Regions from separate parts of the Homo sapiens genome. Here region 1 is linked to region 2. A link is a contact called in ENCODE Hi-C or POLR2A ChIA-PET data. All regions are on one chromosome and are shown on one strand. Each heading gives the region's core, a stretch centred on a gene start or an enhancer-like site at or near the end of the contact. The rest is flanking DNA. Distances are from core to core; before and after follow the strand shown. Region 1 holds the start of TRMT61A (tRNA methyltransferase 61A). Region 2 overlaps HHIPL1 (HHIP like 1).

Region 1 (7,323 bases), core at 658-3,157, 3.9 Mb after region 2:
CCAATACAAACTCTGCACAGGGAATCATCAGCTGAGGTAGGGGGGATTGGTTCTGCTTGAGGACTCAGGCTGGGGACTGGGGCAGGCTCAGATGGAGCAGGTGGGCAGGGCTGAGGAGGCTGCCTGGAGGAAGGGGCACTGGAGGAGTTGACCAGCCAGTAATAGACAGAGAGGCAAGAGGGAAGTCGGAACCAAGGGAAACCACCGCCGAGTCACCAAGTCCTACCTTAGGCCCTTATAGGCACCCGGCCCTGACTCCACACCAACCACAGCTGAGAGGCTGGGGAAGAGAAACCCAAGAGAAGTGGAAAGTCAGAATCCCCCAGGGGAGAAATTAGGGGGTGACTCAGGCGGGTGCATCATCAAGGGAGAGAAGCATCCGCTGGAACACAGGTTCGGGAGCTGTGGAGGGGGCTGTTTCAACGTTGAGAGCAGAAGGCAGGGAGGCTGTAAGGCAGAAGTAGAGGCAGCTGGTGGCCAGCGTGGTGGCCCCACAGGGACAGGAGCCCACAGAGAGTGGGAGGCCATGGAAGGCCTCTCACCAGCTTACTCCTGGGGGCTCTCAGCCGCAGCTAGGGCAGGGACACAGAGGGGCTGAGGTTGGACCCCTAGGTTTCCATGATGGACCCTGAGAAGCCAATGCAAGGGCCACAAACAGCCTGGCCTGGCCTGCCCCAGAGGCGAGAGAGTTGAGAGTGCTCTACAGGCTGCCAGGGCTCCAGAGGGGAGCTCGCTCTGCAGGAGCCTGGCCACCTCATCTTACCAGGCTGGAGTGGCTGAGTGACTGGGGAGGGTGCCCTAGGGTCATTGCTAACTGGCTTGGGTTCGGGCGCAGGCTAAACCCTAGGCTGGGTAGGGGGGTCTCTGTTCCTCTCCAAGCTCTGGTCCTGAGAGCTAAGAGCTGGAGGAAGAAAATCCGTGTCCCCTGCCCCCGCTCCCCTGCACACACACTCCACAGAGGAGCCAGCTGGGAATGGTGTTGCTGAGACAGAACGCCACTCCCGCTTCCCTGTTCTGCCCATCCTCCAGCAGCACCTCCTCCAGTCTCCTGCCCAGGCTGCTCACCAGACCCAAAAGTGGGCCCAAGTCATCCAGTTCTCATTATGCCTTGGTTCGCAGGAGGGGACACAGGACCCCTACTCCCTCCTAGAAGCAGCTCTGCACTCAGGACAACGTGCCCCCGTCGGGGGAGGCAGGGCCTGGGCGGAAGGCCACTTCTGCAGACTTTTCCAGGCCCCCATCTGCTGCACAGAGCTCTGGCTGACCCTAGCCCAAGCCTTTTAGAACCGCCCCTTGACCTGCGATTCCTTTTCTGGAATTCATTTTAGGGCCCAGTCAGGGGTGTTCCCAGAGCAGTCTGCAATAACAAAATGTCTATGGCGAAGTGTCCTCATAGAGGACTGGGCAGTGAGCCACGGGCCAGCCCTCTGGTGAACCCCCAGGGGCCGTCAAAGGGGTCCGGGACAGCAGTGACAGCCAGGCCTTGGCTCCTGCCGCCCTTCAAATGTGCCTGGGTGCGACGGCAACCCGCGGCCGGCGGGGCGGGGGGACCTTTTGTTTGTTTGTTATTATTTGTAGAGATGGTGGGGGTCTCACTACGTTTCCCGGGCTGGTCTCGAACTCTTCAGCTCAGAAGAACCTCCCGCCTCGGCCTCCCAAAGCGCGGGATCACAGGCGAGAGCCACCGCGCCGGCCGGCCGCCATATGGATTTTGTCCAGTCTTTCGATCTTCCAGCGACCAGCAAATGTAAACAGAGCAGCTCACATGAGGGAAGAAGTCGCCCAGGAAACGTCCTCTGGGAGGGGCGGGAAGGGCAGCCTGGCGCTCCCAGGATCCCGTGCGCGGAGGGGGGGAGGGGGAGGCGGAGGCGGGGCGCGACGTCATCAGCGGGCGCGGAGCCGGAAGTGTTGTGGCCGCCGCCGCCGCGCGTCGCGGAGGCACGTGTGGAGCCCCGGCAGCAGGAGCGTCGCAGGTGAGACTCCGCGGGGTACAGGGTGGCAGGGCGCGGGTGAGGGTGACCCGGGCCGGGCACGGCGCGCAGGGCCTGTCCCTCCAGCCTCGCATGGGCGGCCCCCGCCGGCCCGGCCTGGCCCCTTGTTGCCTCTGCATCGGCTGGGCGGTGTTTGCGTGGACGGCCAGCTCCGCGTCCCCAGCCCCTTACTGGGGAGCCCTGAATCCTCTGTCATACCCTGCCACCTAGCCCCCGTGGGGGAGACTGGGGTGAGGAATCAAGCCTGGCTTGGAGGTGACCTCATTGACCATTTGCCTCTCCCCCGCCGGTGGACACCTCGCAAAGGCGCTTCCTCATCTCACATCTTGGGAATGGGAGTCAAGCTCCTGGAGAAGGGTGATGGGAGGGTCGGGTCCTCACTCCGGGAATCCTTGGGACCGAACTCCGCCATTGCCAAGCCTCAGTCTTTTCATCTCTGATTTAGGCTCATAGTCCCTGTCTCTTGTCCTAGACCAAGAAAGGCTTCAGAGGCCAGGCCAGAGTGCAGCGCTATTGGGCTCCCTGTCAGGCAGTGGCAGAGACTGAGGCTGAGCTAGCCACACCCCGCCCATGCCCACTGCTGGGATGTAGGCCTCGAAGCCTTCTACCTAGACCCTAGGCCCTCATCCTGCCTCCTGACTTGCTCATGCCTACACACACCCCTCCCCAGGTCCTTGGCCCTTGCCAGACATTAGCACCATGAGCTTCGTGGCATACGAGGAGCTGATCAAGGAGGGTGACACGGCCATCCTGTCACTGGGCCATGGTGCAATGGTGGCGGTGCGTGTGCAGCGTGGGGCACAGACCCAGACCCGGCATGGTGTCCTGCGGCACTCAGTTGACCTTATCGGCCGCCCCTTCGGCTCCAAGGTGACGTGCGGCCGAGGTGGCTGGGTGTATGTGCTGCACCCCACGCCCGAGCTCTGGACGCTGAACCTGCCGCACCGCACGCAGATCCTCTACTCCACAGACATCGCCCTCATCACCATGATGTTGGAGCTTCGGCCCGGCTCTGTGGTCTGTGAGTCTGGTGAGTTCCTCAGGCTGCCTCAGTTTAACGCAGAAATTGACACAAAGGTGGAGGTCAGAGCCTCCAGCCTGCCCTTCCTACAGACACATGTGGCTCCTCAGTTTCTATTTTCACATCTTTCCGGGATGCTGACAGCAGGGAGTGAAGGTGGAGGCAGAGAAGCCCGTTAGGAGGCTGGTGCTGTAACTGGAGTGAGAGGTGGTGGGAAATGGACCAGGAGGAGCTGGGGAGGACTGGTGCTCTAGTGAGGGTCCTGCTTGCCTTGGTGGGGCGTGGCCAGCTTGATGCTTGGCGCTGTCCTAGGTACTGACCGTCAACCTCTAGTCCTCCGTGCTGATGGTGAAGCAGAGAGAGTTGCCCCTTCTGGAAAGAGGCCAGGGCTACCCCGAGGAGCTCACTGTAGGTGGGGAGCCTTCCCCATCCTCATCCATGATCAGATCCTCACCTGCTACCAATGAATGTGAGCACCATTGTTGAGTCCAGGGCCTGGGCTGTGGGAACCCCTGCACATATACAGGTGCTGGGGCCGCCCAGTGTGGCGATTGAAGCCAAGATTGGCCCCAGGCGCTGATGCATCTAGGTTGTTGGTGGCGTGTTCCTCCCGGGCAGGAGAGCTAGGGTCCAGGTTCACGAAGAGTGCCTAGCACTGCCATGCTGGCTTTCTGAGGGCTGCAGGTCACCATGTCCCTCCCTGGGGTGTCTGGGTGGGAGGGGTGGAGAGCAGGACTTAGCCAACTCCATCAGCTGCTGCTCCTGTGCATCCTGTGGTGGGTGCTGGCCTCTCCGCCCCTGCCCCACTCTCGCGAGAGAGCTCAATCAAGCAGCACCTTCTCCTGGCCTCCTCAGATATGCCAGGTCCCCTCCTAGGAACCGTGAACTAGAGAGACCAGGTTCCTGCCCTCGAGGAGGGGGACACAGCCTAGGTGAGCATCTCAGTGCCGCTGGTTGCTGTGAAGCCTGTGAGACAGGGCTGCGTGTCTGAGGGGTACCCAGAGTGGGGACTCTCCAGCTAGGCCAGGCAGGGAAGACCTCTCTGAGGAGGGGACATTTGAGTTGAAAATGATGAGGAGGGACCTACGAAGAGCCAAGGGACAGCTCTGCACCAAGGAGGAGCCGTGCCGAGGCCCTGCAGTTGGAGCATGCTGCCGAGTCAGGCTCAGTGGGGGAGGCAGAGGGGCTGGGAGTGAGGTTGGAGGGGAAGCGAGCTCCACCCCGGAGGCTAACAAGTCTGACTTGCCCCTTAGTGGGAAGGGGGCATGGCCAGGCTTTGCAGAGGGGCGAGGCAGCAGGCTGGGGGCACCCAGGGGAGGGGCTGGACAGGTGGGGAGAGGGGCTGGCCCCTGAAAGGAATGTGGGAGGTGGCAGGACGTGGGACGGGATAGAGGGAGTGGAGGCACCTCCATGGGTCTGGCCCAAGCACTTGCGATGCTCAGCGCTATTTGGGTTCCAGGCATGGGTGGCAAGTGTGCAGTGGCTGCTCTAGCAGGAGTCTCCAGTGGAGGGGCCTGGGGATGGGAGTGGCATCAGGTAGATGGCCCCTGAAGCTGGAGTGGGAGGAGGGATGCAAGCCTTGACCCTCTCCATAAGACAGGAAGTCAAGCAGAGGGGCCATCTTGAGGGAAGCTGGGGAGGGAAGCTGGGGGCAGGTGCGCTGGGGAGGACTGGGGCCGTGTGGCTGGTGGCCAGGCCCTGCGTCCTGAGTCCAACCAGGCCAGGGCAGAGCCCCAGCCCCTGTGTGGTGGGGGCAGGTTTGGGCAGGCTTGGTGGGGGTGGGCTGTCTCAAGGGGACCAAGGAGCTTCTGGGGAGAGGTGGGCATGAGGACCGGCAGGGTGGGCCACTGTTGACGGGGATTGAGGAAGTGATGGGCCATGCATGGAATAAGACAGGGCTGAGTGATGGGATGGCCTCCCTGTCCCCCTTGCACAGATTTCCCCGGAGGCTCCAGGCAGCTGGGCTGCTCTCATTCCCTATACCTGCGCTAGGCAGGATAGGGCAGGGTTGCCACTGGCCTCGCCTGTGCCCACAACAGACAGCACGGCATACACAGCCTGTCAACCCCAGCTCACCCCTAGACAGGGTGCCCAACCCAGGGCTAGCCTGGGGCTTTAGGCAGCCAGGACCATACAGCCCTGGAATGACGCCCACCTGTAGCTTGGGGTCCTCCCAAGCCCTGTGTGGGTCTCCAGGGTGAGGTGGGGGTTGTTTCCTGGGAGGCTGTGGGTCCCGAGCAGTCCCAACTGATGCCTTGCCCATCCCTTCTTGTCCTGCCAGGCACCGGCAGTGGCTCTGTGTCCCACGCCATCATCCGCACCATTGCACCCACGGGTCACCTGCACACGGTGGAGTTCCACCAGCAGCGGGCAGAGAAGGCCCGGGAGGAGTTCCAGGAGCACCGTGTGGGCCGCTGGGTGACTGTGCGCACCCAGGACGTGTGCCGCAGTGGCTTTGGCGTGAGCCACGTGGCCGACGCCGTCTTCCTGGACATCCCATCACCCTGGGAGGCCGTGGGCCACGCCTGGGACGCCCTCAAGGTCGAAGGTGCATCCGGGGTTCCGGGAGAGGTACAGCCTGGGTGGGGGTGGGGCAAGGGTGCAGGACTGAGCTCCTGGGATCTCAGAGGGGTCCAGAGACCAAGCCACACCATGGCAGTGGCCAGGCCAGGGCCCCACTTTGGCCTGAGGTGAGGAGTGGGTCAGGCTGGCCAGGGGAGGCAGAGCTGGGGAGGATGGTCCCTGGCTGGGCCCTGCTCCTGGTCTCTGGCCTCTCCCAACCCCCTGATGGAGGAAGGTGGCAGCGCCACCCAAGTGCAGGGCAGGCCCGGCCGGAGGAGTCTGGAGTCCCCTCCCTGCTGTTTCCCAAAACCTCTCCTCCCCCAGGCTCTGGAGCCCAGGGAGCTGGCCCCTTTTAGGGAAGATGCTGGGTGCGGAGGCGGGGCAGCCCTGGGGAAGGTCGGGCCTCAAGCCAGGGAGGTGGCTGGGAGGCCCAGGGTTTTTCCCTTTTCTGGAGAAGGAGCAGCTCAGGCAGCAGGGGCCCCTTCCTTCTTCCCAGCTGAGAGTTGTATTCTGAGAGGGTTGAAGGGTGGAGGTGCTGGGCGCCCCACCCCACCTCAAAGATGAGCCGAGGCCTGGTGCGAACAGCAAGGCTGTGGCCGGGGGTCCCCTGCTGGCTCCAGCCCAGCCCTGACTCCTGGGTCCTGGTCTCTGCTGAGGTGGGTAGCTGTGGGGATCTCCACACCCTGCCTCCTAGGCTTCCTGCTCTGGGGACACTTCTGGGCCTGGACCATAGTCCCAGGGAGGCTGAACCCGGCAGAGCCTCCCCTGGGGCCCCCCTGCTGCCTTTGTGACTCCTTCCTCCAGCGTGGCTCGGGGAACCCGCGCCTGCCTCTGGGACCTGTCCCTTTCCCTGCGAGCTCCCCCTTCTGGGTCCAAAGGCTCCTGGCTCATTCATGGGCCCGGCATCTCCTGCCGGCCACGGGAGCCCGCTGGGGAGGATGCGGCATGCTCAGCCTCTGTGCCCTGTCTAGGCTGTTGTCACACAGCAGGTGCCTCCTCTAACCCCGAACCTCCTGGCGGCCCCGTGTTAGGGTACAGCTGAGGAGACCAAACCTCAGGGACGTTTGAGGACACTTGCCTGGGCCACATACCTCTACCCGGCCCTGGCTTCCCCAGGTCCTCCCTGCCAGGACAGGGACCCGGGCTGGGTTCTCATTCACTGCAGGCCAGGCCAAGTGAAGCCCGTGGCTGCCCTGGTGGGAGGCGGCAGGGAGGGGCTGTCATGCTCGGGCTCTGCTTCGAGTAGGCGCCTCCTGTTCCCGGGAGCAGCGACAGCCTCTAATTTCCTGTGACAGCAGCGGCCCCCGCACCGCCCCACGCTGCCGTGCTGTCAGAGCTGCTCCGGGCCCAGAGCTCCAGCAGCCCTGTGGAAGGCAGGAGAGCAGTGCCCGCTGTGGGCCAAGTGAGACAATGGCAGCGCGGGCTTGACCCGGTGCCTGGCACATGGGAGGGCCTGGCATGGCTAAGCTGGGTGACATGAACAGCGGCGCCAGGCCCCATGGGGGGCTGTCAGTTGAGGGCCAGGCCCCTCTGCCCTGCAGTCCCAGCTCTTGGAGAGCTTGCAGTCTGTGTTGGGGCTGTCTTAGGCTGGCCTCAGACCCTAGGGTGGGAGTCCAGGGATGCTAGGGCCAGACGGGCCAGGCTCTGCCACCCCTGCCCTCTGACCCTCGGGTCCTGTTTCCCACAGGCGGGCGCTTCTGCTCCTTCTCACCGTGCATCGAGCAGGTGCAACGCACATGCCAGGCGCTG
Region 2 (6,748 bases), core at 4,241-6,740:
CCATTCACTAGCTGTGTGACTTAGGACAAGTCACTTGACTTCTCTGAGCCTCTTTTTTTTTTTTCTCAGCTGTGAGGTAGGAATAATGCAGCCTATTTTCTGGTCATAGGTGCCCCTGGCAGCAGGGGTTGGGAGGGAGGATTGGAGTGGGAGGAGCAGGGAGAACCCACGTTCCCTGAGACAGTCCTCAGCACCAGGGGCTCAGAACTCCAACGGTTACATTTTCAGCGCAGCTCTGAGATGGGGAGAAGTTGAGGCTTAGAATGGGACCATCACACAGCTGCTGGAGATCACAGGGGGCCAAGCAGAGGGGCTAGGACCTACACTCCCAGCCATGTACTCTGCTCCTGCCTGGGAGGTGCTTGTTGTCAGCAGAGAGACACCCTGGCCTCGAGGACCTGGCAGGGCCCAAATCCCGGATGACGCCTGCAATCATAGCTAGCTAATGCTGATGAAGCACACGCTCTGCGCTCTTCAGTCCTTATAACAGCCCAATGAGGCATGCCCATTTTAGAGATGAGGAAGCTGAGGCTCAGAGAGCCACATGTGCCTGCGGGTCCCCTGGAAGCAGTTGGGGAGCTGGGCTGTAGCCCCCTCATGTGCGCCCAGAGGTGTGTGGGGCTGGGCATGAAACCCAGGTAGGTGACAGGGGTGGCGCTGGGTCACCGGGAAAAGGCAAGAGCAGAGATCTGAGCCTGGGTGGGTCCAGGCAGAGTGCCTGACACCCGGAAGACCAGGCTCCAGAGGCCCTTGGGTACAACCCAACTCCTCACCCAGCCTCACTTCCTCTTTCTGGGGACTGGACAGCTAGACTGAGCTGGGATGCCTCACGTGATGGCTAGCTGGGGTTGGGGTCTATTTCCAAGCCTGCAGGGAGCCGGGTGGTGAGGCGGGGCTGGCTGGGACGGTATTCCAGGTGGGGGTCTCACTAGTCACTTTGTTCTGTCCAAAGGGGAGCTGTACTTCATGTCGACAGGGGAGCCGAGTGCCACAGCTCCACGCGGAGTTGTCTACAAAATAATTGACGCATCCAGGTGAGTCCCAGCCTCCAGGACAGGGAGCTCCTGCTGTCTGTCAGGCCTCTTAGCTCCACGGGCTTGTCCCCTCCGCCTCGCCCTCAGGTGGGTGGTATTAATCCCCATTTTCAGACAAGAACCCTGAGGCCCAGAGAGGGACGTGATTTGCCTCAGTTCCTCCGGCAAGGGGCAGACCCAGGATTCAGACCCGGGTCTGCACGCCTCAAAGCACAGGTCTATTAGGATAGGAGGGAGCTGGAGAGGTGACTGGGGCCGCGGGCCGAGGCTTCACTTGGCTTTCTTGCCTGGCCCGCCCTCCCTGCGTCTTCCTCCTGTCTAGCAGGCCCCTCATTCCTCATTTCCTGGGCTGCCCCTGCACCCCCACACCCCAGCCCCCAATTTGCCTCTGTGATGCCTCCCAGATGACACCCTGATCCCTGTGTGTCCCCGCCCCGTGCCTGCCCTTCCTCCTGTGGTCCATCTTCCACTGGGGAAAACACATTGGGGCTCCCTTCGCCGGCTCCATCTCCCCGGCTTCCCTTCTAGCTGTAAGGCCAGAAGCGCCATGCCCGGCTATGTCCCAGCTCCTTCCGTGTGCAGCTCATTGACGTCTCAGCCGTTCATTTTACAGTGGTGGAAATGAGCACAAAGACACGAAGTCATGGGCCTGGGGCCCAGGGCCAGGGTGGGGCCCAGGCCACTGGCTCCAGAGCCCTGCCCTAACCCCTTGGCTGTGTGCCTTCACCTCACCCTCTTCAAGCACCTTCCCCAACCCACGTTGCCCTCCAGGCCTCTGTCCAGCCCTTCCTCAGCTCTCATCACTCAGACTTGGTAATCCCTGGGCTACACGACTGACTCTCTCCCAGCTGCTCTGGGAGTCTCAGGGCCAAGCCTGTATCTCTTCACTCTGCAGAGGCCGCCCAGGTGCTGGGAATGGCACGGAGCAGAGACTCAGGAACACTTGATGAATAAATGAGTGATCAGCTTTCTAAGCTGCTTCTCAGCCCTTAGATTTTCGCTTCTCTGCTGGCTTCCACAGCAGTCTGAACGTCTCTTCAACACTGGGTACGGACACAGCTTGTACTTGTCTCTAACGCAAGGCCTGAGGTTGCACTCCGAGAATCCACACCTTTGGCAGACTCTAGGAGTCCCCACTGTGTTTAGTTACCCTAAACTTTGAGACACACCAGGTTTGGGAAAATCCTGAAACAAGCTGGCATGTTTCACGTTCTTGGGAGGCAGATGGGAGGAGTTCAAGTCCAGCCCGGGCAACACAGGGAGAACTTGTCTCTAAAAAAATTAATTAATTTTACAAAAAGAAAAATTCTAAAACACTTATTGTGCTTAAAATCTTTTACACTGGGCTCAGTGGCTCACACCTGTAATCCCAGCACTTTGGGAGGCTGAAGTCGGAGAGTTTCATGAGCCCAGAAATTCAAGACCAGCTTGGTCAACATAGCAAGACCCCATCTCAACAAAAAATTAAAAAATTAGTCTGGTGTGCTGGCGCACATCTATAGTCCCAGCTACTTGGGATGCTAAGGTGAGAGGATCACTCGAACTCAGGAGGTCGAGGCTGCAGTGAGCTATGATCGCACCACTGCCCTCCAGCCTGGATAACAGAGCAAGACCCTATCTCAAAACAAAAGACATTTTAGAATAGTTTCAGATTTACAGATAAGTTGTAAAAACTACAGTGTTTCCTGTATGCCCCTTACCCTGTGTCCCTTATTATGAACACCTCACATTACCATAGTGTACATGTCAAAATTAGTCAACTAGTATCAGTCCATCACTATTAATTAAACTCTACAACTCCAGTCTTTTACTTTTTTTTTTTTTTTGAGACGGAGTCTTGCTCTGTCTCCCAGGCTGGAGCGCAGTAGCATGATCTCAACTCATTGCAACCTCTGCCTCCCGGGTTCAAGTGATTCTCCTGCCTCAGCCTCCCGAGTAGCTGGGACTACAGGTGCCTGCCACCATGCCTGGCTAATTTTTGTATTTTTAGTAGAGATGGGGTTTTGCCATGTTGGCTAGGCTGGTCTTAAACTCCTGACCTCAAGTGATCGGCCCACCTCGGCCTCCCAAAGTGCTGGGATTACGGGTGTGAGCCCCCACGCCCAGACTCCACACTCTTTTTCAAAGGATGTTTCTAGTTGTTCCCCAATGCCCTTTTCCTGTTCCAGGATCCTGTGTTGCCTTTAGTGGTTGCGTCTGCTTAGCTTTCCCCTGTTTGTGTCAGCTTCTCACTTTCCTTGTTTACCAGACTTTTTTTTTTCTTGTTTAAGAGCACACATAAATTATTGACATGACTTTTTATCAAATAAAACATAATCACTTCCTGCTTCCATCCCTTCCTTCTCATTTCCCTGAGGTCCCATCCATTGTTATCTATGCAGCGCCAGGATTTATGTGGTTGTATTTGGATCACACGCAGACTTGGTTCTTTTTCCTTCATTTATGCCCATTTTGTCTAAACGTTGCAAACATCGCCCTCCAAAAAACCATTTCTAATGGCTGCTTGATTTTCTGCTGAGTCACTATAACCCATTCCTTGGAATTTTAGGTTATTTCCAATTTTCAAAAAAGAATGCTCCTCTGAGGAAATGCTACATATACCAAGTGAGTGCCTAATTCATGCCAGATGTTGCCTTAGAGCCATCATCTTCGGTTTTTCCAATCCCGTTTCCCTATTGGCTTGTTGTCCCCATGTCATAGAGAGGGACCCCAACGAGACTTAAGGAGTTCTCTCGCTCACGGTCTTGTGTTAGGAGCCAGAAGTGGGCTAGATTCCTCCTCCCGCCCTGACCCTTCTCCCTTCATTCTCCTGTCTTGGAATAACTGTTTCTTTGCACCCACACATATTACACAGAGGTCCCATTATAGTACATTTGGAAAATGAAATAAATGGGGAGTGGAGGAGGTAGGGTCAGGTCATCTGTTACTACCCACACGTAACCACTGTGGCATTTTGGGGTGGATATCCTACCCTTTTGCATAACAAAGACTTTTAATGCAATTTCCTTAAGGAACAAAAGCCCCACTGGGTCTGTCTGAAGTGTGTGGATGTTCTCTGGAGGTCAGAGCAAGAAAAAAACCTCGCTTTTCCTGCAGCTTTGAGAAGCGTATGTGCCTGGTTGTGTTTCTGCAGCCTCTGGGGACAAAGACCCTTGTCCCTCTTTTGTGTCCCTCTTCGGCCAAGCCTGTCTGGAGGCCACTCCGTGTCACGTGGCTGCTTCACCCCTTGGCCTTTCCACTGGAATCCTATTGAAGTCGTGGGCCCACGTGGGTCTGTCCTGGAATGGGGTCATTCCCAAAGAATCACAGATCGACGGCCAAAAACTAATTAAAACGGAATTCCATTCCCTATTGTGCCCTTAAAAATGTCAAAGGAGACCCAATTCCTAGCCCTGGCACCCTTCTCTGACTCTTTTGTCTCCCTGCTCTCTCACACCCCACATGCCAAGGCCCCAAATCCCTCAGCTCTGCCTCCAGGCACAAGGCTTGCTTTCCTTACCACCCCCGCCGCCCCCGTCCTTTAGGTGGTTCCAGGCAGAGGAGCCTCTCAGATCCTGCATCAGAAATCCAGGAACCAGAGGGGCAGAGAGAGACCCTCCTCAAAGGCTGTAGGGCTGGTGGGAGAGGGTGGCGGGCAGGAATCAGGCTGCATTTCAGGAATCAGACGGCAGGCTGTGGGAGGAGAGAGACTGGCATTTGTTCACACCCTGAGGACAGAGTCCATGCTCTGGATTAGAAATGTCCTGGGAAAGAGTAAGCCTCCAGCCCTGGTGCTATTCCAGCAGAGGCTGAGCGTGCAGCCGGTAGGCTGTTATAGGGGATTTATGCCCTGGAGCTCTTAGAATCCTGGGGGCATGGAGTGGGCAGGGAAGCTGCAGGCCACACAGTAGGTGCATGGTGAATGGCCGCCTGTTACTATCGTTGCTGTTCATACCTGCCTCACTGTAGAGAAAAGGCACCCTCAGGGTGGGCTCCCAGGGTGAGACTCATAACCTCCTGTGTGTCGTTGGCAGGCGGGCACCACCTGGCAAATGTCAGATCCAGCCTGCTCAGGTGAAGATCAGAAGCCGTCTCATCCCCTTTGTGCCCAAAGAAAGTAAGTGCCTGCCAGTGGGACACTGAGGGTTGGGGGAGAGATCCCGCAGCCCACAACGGCTGCCTTTCCAGCCAGACTCGGGTCTTACCAGCTGGACCTAGATGCCCCTCTTCAGCCCCTGTGCCTAGCACTGTGCCTGGCACACATTAGACATGGTGGTAAGGTGGATGGGACTTTAACTAAACTGGGTCTTGCTTGATTGGTCACAATTCCTTAAACCAAGAGAGAAATAGCTGGTGCCAGGCAAGGTACTCTGTGAGTTCTTGGGAGGGACAGAGAAAGAGGATGTATCTGTGTGTAAGCAAGGGAGACCGGAAGAGTTGTTTGTGGGAGGGGCTGGCATATGGGCTGGGCCTTCATAGATTGTTGACAAGCCTGATGAGGAGAGACGACAGAGCAGGGCCACAAATGACTGCCCATGGGGCCTGGGACTGGGGGAAGGGGATGCCCCAGGCTGGGGCTGTTCCCCTGGGCCCAAGTTAGGTGGGAACAAAGACCCTGTGTTGCCAGGTCTTCCAATTCTTCAGAGAAGCAGAAAATCCCCCCATCCACTCATTCACCACGGACACGTGCCCTGCCCTGGGGATACAGCACACGGCGAGACACTGCAGTCCTCGCCTTCTCAGCCTGTTAGGTACAACCTCCCAATTCAAAGTGTTGGCGACTAGTTCAGAATTTTAAAAACCACTCCGCGAGCCAAGGAAAATATTTCAGCAGGCCAAGTGGGCTCAGCAGGCCACCCATTGGCAGACTGGGTGTGTATGGGGGTGGGGAGGGCAAGAAGAGAGGGAGGCTAGGCACCTGGGCTGAAGAGGTACCCGGGTAGAGGGGGAAGGGTCTGAGCTCAGTGATTTTGGAAGTGAGTTCTGGCCACAGTTGGTTTCAGGGCTTGGTGAGTTTTTCATTTACTCATTCAGCAGTTTCTGGCACTTTTGTTAGTTACTGGCTCCATGCTGGATGCCAGAGCCACAGTGAGAAGTCAGACTAGGCCCTGTTCTGGCTGGGACGGACAGAGATGTCATTTACTGTCCAAGGCCTTGTGATCGAAGTGTGTGCCAGGTACCGTGAGGACCCACCCAGAACAGTGGAGACTGGGGTTGGGGGTAGGGGTTCCTGGAGTCTGAAAAGAAGAGGAAGGGTGCACCAATAGGGGGTTGCACTGAGGGGGGTGGCAGCTAGGGGGATGGCACTGAGTGGGTATGGCACTGAGGGGGGTACACCTGGAGGGGGTGCACTGAGGGGGATGGCATGGAGGGGGGGTGCACTGAGGGGGGTGGCACAGAGGGGGTGGTGCACTGAGGGGGGTGCACCTGGAGGGGTTGCACTGAGGGGGGTGGAATGGAGGGGGGTGCACTGAGGGGGTGGCACGGAGGGGGTGGTGCATTAAGGGGGGTGGCATGGAGGGGGGGTGCACTGAGGGGGGCGGCATGGAGGGGGGGTGCACAGAGTTGGGGGATGCACCCAGGCAGGTTGCACGGGGGGGTGCACCTGGGGGAGTGCACTGAGGGGGGCTGGCACCAAGAGGGAGGTTCACTCAGGAGGGTGCACCGAGGGGGGTGGCAGTGCAGGCAGAGGGAACAGCAAGAGCCACAGTGGGAGAGGTGAGGCAGCCTGAGGA

What was found. A loop is a pair of places that touch in the nucleus more often than their neighbours do. ChIA-PET counts read pairs that join two places held with the same protein, here RNA polymerase II (POLR2A).
Region 1: a loop to region 2 is called in a map of breast epithelium, with 13 times the contacts of the local background. The contact joins the promoter of TRMT61A here to the enhancer-like site in region 2. A Hi-C loop is called at or near these places in 1 of 168 maps with a recorded cell type or tissue (breast epithelium). POLR2A ChIA-PET finds 5 or more read pairs at or near these places in 1 of 52 experiments (BJ).

What each region holds. Positions count from the first base shown.
Region 1 is chr14:103,527,289-103,534,611 of GRCh38, forward strand. It overlaps TRMT61A (tRNA methyltransferase 61A), which reads left to right and starts at 1,908. Exons shown (of 4, transcript NM_152307.3): 1 at 1,908-1,973; 2 at 2,662-3,021; 3 at 5,294-5,560; 4 at 7,262-7,323. The coding sequence starts at 2,691. RefSeq lists silencers at 1,835-1,884, 1,895-2,064 and an enhancer at 5,580-6,079.
Region 2 is chr14:99,667,270-99,674,017 of GRCh38, forward strand. It overlaps HHIPL1 (HHIP like 1), which reads left to right. Exons shown (of 9, transcript NM_001127258.3): 7 at 953-1,034; 8 at 5,048-5,130. Among named protein-coding and RNA genes, the nearest start is that of CYP46A1, 14 kb to the right of the region's middle. RefSeq lists enhancers at 450-609, 1,808-2,349, 3,291-3,890, 3,891-4,492, 4,493-5,092. Within about 2 kb of position 5,491, at least 3 of the 41 ENCODE cell types and tissues checked have a DNase peak (open chromatin) inside an H3K27ac peak, as active enhancers do; they include breast epithelium, where a contact is called at or near this core.